Linked DNA regions of Homo sapiens: regions 2 and 3 are each linked to region 1. Evidence: chromatin contacts called from ENCODE Hi-C or POLR2A ChIA-PET data. All regions are on one chromosome and are shown on one strand. The core of a region is the stretch at or near the end of the contact, and the rest is flanking DNA. Distances in the headings are between cores, read along the strand shown. Region 1 holds the start of NPIPB8 (nuclear pore complex interacting protein family member B8). Region 2 overlaps SGF29 (SAGA complex associated factor 29). Region 3 holds the start of SGF29 (SAGA complex associated factor 29).

Region 1 (3,975 bases), core at 1,292-3,791:
GCAGGCTGACACCATATGACGGTCTTAATGGAGTCCACCAAGTATTTCAGGTTCTCTCCTGGGCCACTTGAAAGTGGATGTACCCATGGGATTTGCTTTGACCCAGGAGATGTGAGTGGAAGTGAAGCGTGTCACCTCGAGGCAAAAGAGTTGGGAGCCATTGAGACTGGCCACTCTCTCCTTCATCTCTTGGAGCAACTGACAGCTCCTATATGGAGGCTGCTCCTTTATTCTCGTGGCAGGATGAGGGCATGTGGGGCACAGGGCACAGGAGAGCCATGGAGGATGTGCAGCATGGGCAGGAAAAGAGCCTTCAGTGGTGTACATTTTGTACATTTCCATCGTTTGGGGCTGTTTCTTACCTACAGTGATACCTAGCCCATCCTAGCAGGCATGCACCATCTACCCCACACTCTGTGATGCAGACTAGCCTGCCGTCAGAACATGAACTGGTGGTCAGACACACATAGGTTTCAGTTCCAGCTCTGCCTCTTATTGACTGTAACCTCAGGCTTAACTTTCAGTCTCTGAGCCTCAGTTTCAACTCTGTAAAATGAGGTGGCTATACCATCTCAGGTTGCAGAGAGAATTAAATGAAATATAAGTGCATGTAGAGCATTGAACCCAGGGCCTGGCACACACAGTGAGTACACAATGTTAGCCATGTAGCTTCATGATGCATACTGATTGTCAATATTCAGACAATGCAGTAAAGTGTTACCAAAAATAAAAGTAAACTTATTTGCATATGTATTCTTTCAATCTTTATTTTTAAACAGGGTAAAACTATGCATATTCTTTCATAGCCAGTGTTTTTCTCTTCATAGTATATTGTTAAAATAATTTTATCTTGGACGGGGTGTAGCGGCTCACACCTATAGTCCCAGCACTTTGGGAGGCCACGGTGGGCAGATCACGAGGTCAGGAGTTGACACGAGCCTGGCCAATATGGTGAAACCCCATCTCTACTAAGAATACAAAAATTAGCTGGGCATGATGGTGCACACCTGTAGTCCCAGCTACTCAGAGGCTGAGGCAGAGGAATTGCTTGAACCCGGGAGACGGAGGTTGCAGTGAGCCAAGATTGTGCCATTGCACTCCAGCCTGGGGGACAGAGTGAAACTCTGTCTCAAAAAAAAAAAAAAAAAAATATATATATATGTGTGTGTGTGTGTGTCTGTGTGTGTGTCTGTGTGTGTGTGTGTGTATCTATATAAATCTCAAAAATAAAAGATCATTTTTGAGATTATTATTTTAAAAGACAAGATAATGTTCAACTTAATGACTAATTTAATTATTACTATTGGACTTTTTGTAGACTGCACAGAGCATTCAAAACAAATGAAGGAGAATAAAAAATATGTATTACATGTTGTAAAATAAATGTGATGTGGTTAATTCTTTTATTCAAAATTATAGAACATATATATGTACTATAGAATGTATTTCTTATTATGAGTCATGTTAAAAAGTAGTTTAGAAGCTGTTGATTTGAATTTCCTTTTCAAATTTTGCAGGATAATTTTTTTTTTTTTTTTTGACAGAGTCTCGCTCTGTCGCACAGTCTGGAGTGCAATGGCGTGATCTTGGCCCACTAAAACCTCCACCTCCTGAATCTAAGCAATTCTCCTGTCTCAGCCTCCTGAGTAGCTGGGACTACAGGCTCACACCACCATGCCCGGCTAATTTTTGTATTTTTAGTAGGGACGAGGTTTTGCCATATTGGTCAGGCTGGTCTTGAAGTCCTGGCCTCAGGTGATCCACCAGCCTCAGCCTCCCAAAATGCTGGGATTACAGGCATGAGTCACCATGCCCAGCCTAAACTTGGCAAGATAATAAATAAACTTTTTAAGTGTCGTTGGGCACTTGTCTGGTTGTTTTTCTTTAGGTTACCATGCCAGCAATGATTCCTTTTGAGTTTCTGACAGAAGATAGTGGTTTTCATCCAAATAAGTCAACTACTTTACCCCATCCCTAAGCCACTTGTATGGAAAGAAAAAGAGGAAGAAGCCAGTACTGTGACTGCGTAAGCTTCCCCCAGCATCACCCGCTATGAGATGTGTGGCAGCTGAGACCCGGGAACTGCTCAAGGGCACCAGGCCCCATCTTGTCTGCACTCACTCACCTTCCTCAGGTACTCGCATGGGCATGTCACTGACTTTACATGCTGCTGCAGCTCCTTGGTGAGCTGGCCCTGGTCATGGGACAGGAACTGTGGGGTCAGGACAATAGAGAGCTTCACCATTTGCAGAATGAGAACAGGGGCTCATGATGAGTGCCAACCTATTAGACAATTAAGAAAAAAAGTTTGTTGAATGAGTGGAAAAACAAGGTGATGTTTGAGTCTATAGTGGTCAAGAGCATAGGGGCTTCAGAAAAGGACAGAACCAAGTTCAAATTCCTGTACTTTGAATTTCTACTTCATGCCATGCAAAATTACTTTACCCCTTTTAACCTCAGTTTTCTTCTGTGTGAAACAGGAACAATAGTTTCATTCGTCATTCAGTTTCTCTCAAGGTTTCATGAGATCATACCTATAAAACATCCAAGTCATTTAAATGTATCATCATTTCTGTCATAATTAGTGGGATCCATTTCACTATTATTGGATATACAGTTCTGTGCCTGAAACCTACAAAAAAGAAAATGTTAAGTCTAAAAAGCATTAGTGATTTCTCATTTTTATATTACTAATTATAACCCTATTTAATCACACAAGGCCTTGTTCATGGCAGGTGCTCAATAAACACTTGTCAAATCAATGCATGTTTAGATTCTATTCTGTTTAGATTCTACACTGTTTAGATTCTATTCTGCCTCCACCACTTATCAGCTGTGTGATCTGGGTAAGATAATTCACCTCTTTATGTCTGCACTTCCCTCTCCATAAACTATATATAATGAGAATCCTTAGCTCATTCGGTTGTGGTGACGGGTGAATGATTTGGCACACAGGAGGGGCTTCTTAAACATTAGCTGTGATGATCTCCTTCCAAATCTTCATTTTCAGAGCCACAGATGAGGCCATAGTGCAACCAGGTGACCTTAGAGTGTAAGTACACATGATCGCCAGCTATGCTCTGTCTCCACCATAGGTCCAAGACTGGGTAGTTCCGGCCTGGTGGTTTCTGCTGCATCTGCCTTCTCAGTGCTCACCTAAGGACTTTTGTATTTTCCTCCTCGCATCCCCACAGATGGGGTTCAGGCTGCCGGACACAGCTGGGTGATGCCAGGGCAGTGGTCACCTGTGCCAGCCCTGTGAGGTAGCTGGAGGATCATTGTTCCTTCCTTCTCGGGCTCTGGGCAGATGCCAGGGCTGGGGTGACCCATGCCCTCAAGTTTCTTGCTTTGGTGGGCCACATTTTCCCTTGGCAAAGAGGGTAAAGGTCACAGGATGCCAGAGAGCTGTGACTTCTCTGTGCCCTGGGCCCAAACTATGAAGACCTGACACACTATGCTAAAAGTCCAAGGCTGGGTGCTCCCCAGAGCTTCTTGCCTCACCGCTTCTGCTGAGGGAGGAATGAATACTATGTCCTCCCAGAGCTTTGGGAGCTTGTAGCAAGCAGCCTCCCCAGCACAAAATCTCTTGGAAACCTCTAACTGTGTCTGAAACATTAGTGCAAATGTTGGATCATATTTCCCATATGTCCGCATGTTTTAGGAAAAAACCCTCAATTTCCTAAATATGCAAGAAAAATCGATATTGTAGGACAATGTGACTTTTTAAAAAATGTTATTTAAAAATCTTCCCCACCTCCTTTTCTGCCCTCCAAGACTGCCAAATACTTGTTGAACAAATATTATTAAAAGCCTACTACGTGCCAGCCATGATTCATGGTCTTGGGGACACAGCAGAGAACGAACTGACAGGATTCCTCTCTTATGCAACTCACATTCTTACATGATAATGATAAGGGTTAACATTAATTAAGCCGTCACTACGTGTTAGTCATGGTGCAGTCATTCCCACACATT
Region 2 (3,989 bases), core at 467-2,966, 65 kb after region 1:
GTGACCCCATGGCAGGATTTATGGTAAGTATGTACTCTTACACAAGGAACAATAGACAAACTGGAAATCTTGGAGTCCTTTCCAGAACTGGAATTAATCAGAAGTGAACACGGTGAATTAGAATACAGGATGAAGTTGCTTTAGTCTCCCTAGTTGCATTAGTTAAAACCACACAAAAGAATAAAAGTGGAGTTTAGATCACAGATTGGAAGTGGATAAATCTGAGCATGATCAGCATGCAGGCTGTTGCTAAAGTCTTGGGAACTGATGAGGCTAGAGACTATCTGCTAAGTGAGGAAAAAGGAAAGAACCCCAGTGAGCCATAACAAAGAAAGTGAAGGTGTGGACAGAAGATGCAAGCTCAGTGGCCAGATCAGGGAAGGTGTGGCTTGGCATAGAAAGGGTTATTCTCTCCTGCTAAAGCAGGAATCCTGGCTGAAACTGTTATAGGGAGTTGGACAGGCAGGAGCAGGGCAGGAGAGGGCTCTCCCCCACCCACTAGGTGCCAGGGAGAGGCCATTTCCTGACGGTCCACACTTGATGCACTGAAGTGTTAATTGAATGCAGACACCAAGGAGACGCACCTTCCTGAGCATGCACATTAAGAGACCAAATGGCAGAGCATGGCCTCCCAGGGCACATCACCAGAACAGTGAAGAAAGCCTCAGATGGGCATCCGTACAACTTCCTACACACTGTGTATGTGCCCACCTCCCAAGGGTAAGGAGCACACTGTGCATGCGGGCAGCTCGCCGTGAGGGAAGAATCATGGGAAAAGGGCCAGCCTTGGTCCTAGAATGTCCTAGGATCAAGGTTAAACACCGCACTGGACCTCAGCACCCACGTGGGTCTCCTTCAAGTGTACTTCTCCTTTCTTTCCTGTTCCAAAGCTTCTTAATGAACTTCCACTCCTGCTCTGAAACTTGCCTCGGTCTTTTCCTGCCTTGTGCCCAAGTCGAATTCTTAACAGGCAAGAAGTGAGATTGCTGCAAACCCGTACAGATTTGCTGCTGGTAACTCAGATACCTTCCACCCGTAACAAAACCAATGGCCCGCCTTGCACATGCCCGCACCTGAGCCCTATTAACAGCCCCACCACTGGACAGGGGGTTTTACTTTACACAGCACTGTCACAAACAGCGAGAGGTGCTGCAACCACGTGGCCAAGTCATCTGGTTAGCCTTCCCTTAGCACACTTCAAACCTCCTCTCTCCTCAATATCCTTGATACTGCCCTCAGACCCAGGCCTGGGTCCTATTAGCTGATATCTGAGGTTCCTACTTCACTCGGAAGGGAAGCCAGAGACTTTATGCCCACCATCAAAACTACAAGCTCTGTATAGCAATGCCTGTCACCTCTGCCTTCACCCTAAAGAGGGAAAAACAGTCTTCATTTGTGTTCTGAACTCCATCTCCCCTCCGACTGTCAGCGAATCCTTTCTCCTCTACCAGTGAACAAGCATGATTGAGGAGAGTTCATCCTGAAAAAACACAAAAGAGCTTCCAAACCCCTTTAGAGGCCCCCACCTCTGTTCCTCTTCACGGCAAAACTTCTTCCCTAAATTGTGCAGGGATCCGGTGCTGCTTCCTTGTCCCCACTTCACTTTCCAACCCACTTCTCTAGCTCTGTCCTCATCAGTCTCTCATCAAGAGAGTCAACAGCCCCTGCAGGGGAAGCGTGAGGGCCCTCTCTGCTGCTTCCGATGTGGCCTACTGATCTTGACATGATGCTACTCCCTTCTCCTCTGGCTTCAGGGCCTCCCTCCTGGCAGTTCGCCGGCCACCCACCTCCAGCTCCTCCTCTGGGCTGGAGCCTGGCTATCTCTTACACCCCCCCAGGTCCTCACCCCCACTTCCCAGCTGTGTAGTGCCATCTCCCAATCTGTACATCCGTCAAAAGAAAGTCACAGAAGGGATGATAAACAGCACCAAATGCCACAGAAGAGGACTCAGAGGGGTCTCCCAAAGCTGAGGAAGTCACTGAGGACCTTGGGGAAAACATTTTCCGTGGAAGAGACAGAAGCCAACACACAGGAGGGGGAGGCAAATGCAGGAAGCAAATGTAGGTTACTCTGTCTGGGAGTACAGCTGGGAGGCCAGCGAGCAAGAAGGGGTATGGGGGGTGCTGAATGGAGGAAAGTGACACGGAGGAATGTGAACACGTGGCTGGGGGGAGTTTCATGCTGAGAAGCCAGGGACAGAAGAGGGGGCTGTGTGAGAGGAGGCAGGCGCAGCGAGAGACAGGCTCTAGCACTGGATCATACCCAGCGACACCTCCCCGGCTCAGCTGACATTCCTTCTGGCCTGTTCCCTCTACACTGTCTCAGACACACGATCTTGCTGCCTGCCCACTCCTACCTGCAAAGCCCTTTCCCTTCTGGCTCAAGGCTGCGCTTGCCTGACCAGTCCTAAAGAAGCACACTTTTCTCTTGCTTGATTCTTCCTAGAACTGACATGGACTCTGCAACACGCCTTTAGAAACTGGCCTTCTACCGGGCGCAGTGGCTCACGCCTGTAATACCAGCACTTTGGGAAGCCGAGGCAGGCGGATTACCTGAGGTCAGGAGTTTGAGACCAGCCTGGCCAACATGGTGAAACCCTGTATCTACTGAAAATACAAAAGTTAGCCAGGCGTGGTGGCCGGTGCCTGTAATCCCAGCTACTCGGAGGCTGAGGCAGGAGAGCTGCTTGAACCCAGCAGGCGGATGTTGCAGTGAGCCGAGATCGTGCCACTGCACTCCAGCCTGGGCAACAAGAGCTCCGTCTCAAGAAAAATACAAAAGGGCCGGGCGCAGTGGCTCACGCCTGTAATCCCAGCACTTAGGGAGGCTGAGGCAGGTGGATCACAAGGTCAGGAGATTGAGACAATCCTGGCTAACACAGTGAAACCCCATCTCCACTAAAAATACTAAAAATTAGCCGGGCGTGGTGGTGGGTGCCTGTGGTCCCAGCTACTCGGGAGGCTGAGGCAGAATGGCGTGAACCCGGGAGGCAGAGCTTGCAGTGAGCCGAGATTGTGCCACTGCACTCCAGTCCGGGCAACAGTGCGAGACTCCGTCTCAAAAAATAAAAATAAAAATAAAAAAAGAAGAAACTGGCCTTCTAGCCAGCTGCTATTGGTGTATCTTTTCTTCCCCAACAGACTAGAAGCTCTCAGGCAAGAACGGAAATCTCTGCTTTCATCAATCAATCACCACTCATTAGTAGCGTCAGGGACTTAGCAGGCACTTTTCTAATTTTCACTACTTCACACCCCAGCTCTCTCCTTCCCTGACCCCCATCTCCACAGTTAGGTCCACTTTGGATTTCCTTACATTGACTCTTCCAAACTTTTTTTGAAAGCGTAGGCTTTCCTTGGCTTCTGCAAGCTACCGCGTCAACTATGAACCACATGGTACTGACTCCCAAATCGATCCCCAGCCCAGAGGGCTTCCCAAAGATTCAGAATCTTTTTTTTTTTTTTTTTTAAGGCGGAGTCTAGTTCTGTCGCCAGGCTGGAGTGCAGTGGCGTGATCTTGGCTCACTGAAACTTCCACCTCCCTGGTTCAAGCGATTCTCCTGCCTCAACCTCCCAAGTAGCTGGGATTACAGGTGTCTGCCACCACGCCCAGCTAATTTTGTATTTTTAGTAGAGACGGGGTTTTGCTTTGTTGGCCAGGCTGGTCTCGAACTCCTGACCTCAGGTGATCCACCTGCCTCGGCTTCCCAATGTGCTGAGATTACAGGCGTGAGCCACCATGCCTGGCCAACAACAGAAATTTATTGCTCACAGTTCTGAAGGCCGGAAAGTACAAGATCCAGGCCCCAGTAGATTCGGCATCGCTCTCCGCTTCAAAGATGGTGCCTTCTCACTGCATTCTCAACATGGCAGAAGGGGCAACACAAGTCCCTCAGGCCTCTTTCATAAGGGCGCTAACCCCATTCTTGAGAGTGGAATCCTCACAGCCTAATCACTTCCCAAAGGCCCCACCATGTTGGGGATCAAGTTTC
Region 3 (4,082 bases), core at 379-2,878, 84 kb after region 1:
CAAACAATGCAGGTTTTAATTGTGCAGGTCCACTTATATGTGGATTTTCTTCCACCTCTAGAACTCTTTTTTGAGACAGGGTCTTGCTCTGTCACCCAGGCTAGAGTGCAGTGGCACGATCTTGGCTCACTGCAGCATCCACCTCCTGGGTTTAAGTGATTATTGTGCCTCAGCCTCCCAAGTAGCTGGGATTACAGGCGTGCACCACCACGCCCGGCTAATTTTTTAATTTTTTTTTTTTTTTTTAGAAGAGACTGGATTTCACCACGTTGCTCGGGCTGGTCTCAAACCCCTGAGCTCAGGCAGTCTGCCCACCTCGGCCTCCCAAAGTGCTAGGATTACACGCATGAGCCACCGCGCCTGGCCAGTATTTACATTTAAAATGTGAAACTGGGATTGCGGTGGCTCATGCCTGTAATTCCAGCATTTGGGGAGGCTTTGGTTAGGAGGACTGCTTAAGCCCAAGAGTTTGAGGCTGCAGTGAGCTGTAATAACACCACTGTTCTCCAGTCTGAGCAACAGAGAACGTGTCTCTAATAAAAACAAAAATGTGAGATGATGCCTAGGTTAGAATCAGCAGAGGAGAAGCCAGAGAGAGCAGAGGCAAAGGAAGAGAACGTTCAGCAAGCCAAATGAAAACAGTGTTTCAAGGAGGGGCAGTGATCCACAGCATCAAATGCTGAACAGGACTGAGACCTAACTTAACAATGCATTTGGCCACCTAGAGATCACTGGTGGCTTTGACAAGAAGCCTTTTTAGTGGAGTGGTGGAGACCAAAGCCTGACTAGAGGCTCAAGGGTTCAAGACTTGGAGGAGAAAAGGCATTAGTGAGGGTAGACTAAGGCCTTTGGCTGCAAACCGGAGCCGAGGAGGAGGTAACTGGAGGATAGCGAGGGTGAAGGAGGCTGTTTTGTTGTTCTTAAGACGGGCATTTTTTGGCCGGGCGCGGGGGCTCACGCCTATACTCCCCACACTTTGGGAGGCCGAGGCGGGAGGTTGAGCCTCCTGGGCAAACGACGAGCTGTTAGTGTATCTTGTTAAGAACTATATATATATACAAAATTTTTGTGCAAATCATAAAATAAGTGCTGGAGTTCGGGGCCCATCCTCTGTCCGCATCTTCGTGACCCGGGTCCGAGTACCCCACCTGGAAGCTGCGTCCGTGCCGAGCCCAGCGTGTCGCTGTTTCCCACCCTCGCCGGGGATGGAAGCACGCAAGCGCAGACCTCGAGCGGCCGGGCGCAGGGCCCGCCCTCCCCGAGCCCCGGCCCCGCCCTCCTCTCCCGCCCCCACCCCCACGAGCCCCGCCCCCCTCCCGCCCAGAGCGCGTGCGCACCGCCCCTAGAGCGCCGCCTCAGGGAGGTCGGGAGCCGCGGCGCGGAGGGAGGACTCAGCCCTTCGCTCCCGCGTTTCGCCGGAGGTCTCAGGCCACGGCCCGTCGCCACCTACCGAGTCCGGGACAAAACAAGCTCGTCGGGCTGGAAACTGCGACGAGGGGAGCAGGCGCGTTCCTCGAACCCTTTTTCGGAGTCTGCGGATGATCACAGACCTGCGTTCGAAGATTGGCGGCACGTCGAGAACCGCACACGCTTTTTTTTCCTTTTATGAGCGTAGTCGCGCGCGGAGGACCTTGCACGCATGCGTAGTCGTTCCTCTGTGACGTGACCCGCTGCCCCGTGGGAAATGTAGTTTTCACTTGGCACACCGCTCCGGCTCTTGGCGGAACCCTAATTTAACCAACCAAAGTGCTTGTGCGTTTTCAGCGTTTTCTCCCATTTCCCCAGACTCTATTTAAAACAAAATGCAATAAATAAATAAATAAATAAAACTTGAAAGCGAACAGATTGCTGCTTGCTGGAGGTGGGTGGGCGCAGGGGTAATATGAAAACTGTACTTTCTGCTCAATTTTGTTGTGAACCTAAAAATGCCCTAAAAAATAAAAGTCTGTTGTTAAAAAATTAATTAAAAACAGGCCGGGCGCGGTGGCTCACGCCTGTAATCCCAACACTGGGACGCTAAGGCGGGCGGATCACCTGAGTTCAGGAGTTTGAAACCAACCCGGCCAACATGGTGAAACCCCGTCTCTACTAAAAAATACAAAAATCAGCCGGGCGTGGTGGCGGGTGCCTGTAATCCCAGGTACTGGGGAGGCTGAGGCTGGAGAATCGCTTGAATTCAGGAGGCGGAGGTTGTAGTGACTGGAGATTGTACCATTGCACTCCAGCCTGGGTGACAAGAGGGAAACTCCATCTCAAAAAAACAAACAAACAAAAAACAAGCAGATCTTTAGACCCAGAAATCGCACTTCTAGGGAATCTTCTCAGGAAAGTACTAAGGATATGGACGTGCAATGGACATGTAGCCTCAATGGTATTTTATCGAAAGCCATCCTGGTATCTTAAAGTTTCTTACATAACCTACAAATGTCTGTAATTATTTGTTGATTATTTGATAAACTTGCAAGTCCTATGAGATTGGGATCATCTTGTGTTCACCTGTGTATTCCTAGTACCTAGCACAGTGCCTGGCCATCACATGTTTCTTTTTTTTTCTCTTTGAGACAGGGTCTCGCTCTGTTGTCCAGGTTGGAGTGCAGTGGTGCCATCAGGGCTCCTGAGTAGCTAGGACTACAAGCACACACCAGCACATTCTGCTGATTTTTAAATTTTTTTTGGTAGAGATGGGGGTCTTGCTATGTTGCATAGGCTGGTCTTGAGTTCCTGGGCTCAAGCGATCCTCCTGCCTCAGCCTCCCAAAGTGCTGGGATTACAGGCATGAGCCACCAACCTCAGCCCCGTCAGTATTTTTCTGTTTATTAGAGAATCTCAGGCGTTAGCACTGAAACTATGTTAACCCCAAAATTAATGCATCATTTTCTTCCATCACACTTGCAGTTCTTTCTGTGGGCGTCAGGTCAGTGAATGACATGCCCATCCACCCAGCTGCAGTTCTACTTACTGCCTTTTATGAAGGTTATGCTTTGAGGGATTTTGCAAATTTTGCATTTGTAAAGGTCTCAGGGGCTCTTTTTCCTGATTGTTAAATATCAGCCCTAGCTAGGCCAGGCGTGGTGACTCACGCCTGTAATCCCAGCACTTTGGGAGGCCGAGGTGGGCAGATCACGAGGTCAGGAGTTTGAGACCAGCCTAGCCAATATGATGAAACCATGTCTCTACTAAAAATACAAAAATTAGCTGGGCATGGTGGCACGCACCTGTAGTCCCAGCTACTCTGGAGGCTGAAGCAGGAAAGAACCACTTGAACCCAGGAGGCGGAGGTTGCAGTGAGCCAAGATTGCGCCACTGCACTCCAGTCTGGGCAACAGAGCAAGACTCTGTCTCAAAAAATAAATAAATAAAATAAATTTAAAAAATCAACCCTAGTCACTGATCAGGAGAGATGTAGAGCTTACAGTTGTTTTTTAAATTATTTTGGTCTCTGCCCTGTTTTAAAATTTTATCGTTAATTTCTGATTTTTCTACAATAAACATGTATTTATTAACTTTTTAAAAAGTGTTTTAGAGTGTTGTCCACATGTAAGGAATTGCTCTGTCTTCTCCACATCCACATTTCTCAAAAGAATCATCTATACTCAGTTTTCATGTCCCACCTCCTACTTAGTACAATGTCCTGAGCCAGCACCTGGGGGTTATCCCTGACATCACCCTTTCCCTCCCCTCCCTCATTCAATCCACCACGTGTCTGCAATATAAAAACACATTTGTTAGGCACTTGCTATGCACCGGGCACTGTTCAAAATCCTTTACACATATTCATTCATATAACACAATCCACCTACTTTTCACCTCCACCACATCCACCCTAGGCCAAAGTAGGGACATCTTCCCTAAACAACTGCAAAGGTTCTCTGTTTTTTAATCGCTGGTGCTAAGGTTGAGTTACTTATTTCTACTTAATGACACACTTCGTCATTGGGCTCTGCACGGCCTCTCTATTTATTTGTTATTTTAAAAATTTTTTTGAGACAGAGTCTCACTCTGTCACTCAGGCTGGAGTGCAGACGCGCGCCACGACGCCCAGCTAATTTTTTATATTTTTAGTAGAGATGGGGTTTCACCAT

The links. Hi-C counts contacts between places; a loop is a spot of excess contacts on that map. ChIA-PET counts read pairs that join two places held with the same protein, here RNA polymerase II (POLR2A). Pooled maps may share reads with other maps.
Region 2: a map of endothelial cell of umbilical vein shows a loop between it and region 1 (5-fold over the local background). The contact joins the enhancer-like site here to the promoter of NPIPB8 in region 1. A Hi-C loop is called at or near these places in 3 of 168 maps with a recorded cell type or tissue (CD4-positive, alpha-beta T cell, GM23248 and endothelial cell of umbilical vein), 1 of 37 single-sample maps with no recorded cell type and 1 of 50 pooled maps. POLR2A ChIA-PET finds 5 or more read pairs at or near these places in 4 of 52 experiments (OCI-LY7, RWPE1, activated naive CD4-positive, alpha-beta T cell and 1 more).
Region 3: a pooled map shows a loop between it and region 1 (7-fold over the local background). The contact joins the promoter of SGF29 here to the promoter of NPIPB8 in region 1. A Hi-C loop is called at or near these places in 2 of 50 pooled maps.

What each region holds. Positions count from the first base shown.
Region 1 is chr16:28,636,631-28,640,605 of GRCh38, reverse strand. NPIPB8 (nuclear pore complex interacting protein family member B8) reads right to left here and starts at 2,541. Exons shown (of 8, transcript NM_001310136.2): 1 at 2,456-2,541; 2 at 2,126-2,283. The coding sequence starts at 2,245.
Region 2 is chr16:28,571,069-28,575,057 of GRCh38, reverse strand. All of the region lies in intron 1 of SGF29 (SAGA complex associated factor 29), which reads right to left. Among named protein-coding and RNA genes, the nearest start is that of SGF29, 19 kb to the right of the region's middle. Within about 2 kb of position 1,716, at least 7 of the 41 ENCODE cell types and tissues checked have a DNase peak (open chromatin) inside an H3K27ac peak, as active enhancers do.
Region 3 is chr16:28,551,466-28,555,547 of GRCh38, reverse strand. It overlaps SGF29 (SAGA complex associated factor 29), which reads right to left and starts at 1,628. Exons shown (of 10, transcript NM_138414.3): 1 at 1,451-1,628. RefSeq lists a silencer at 1,200-1,319 and an enhancer at 1,340-1,659.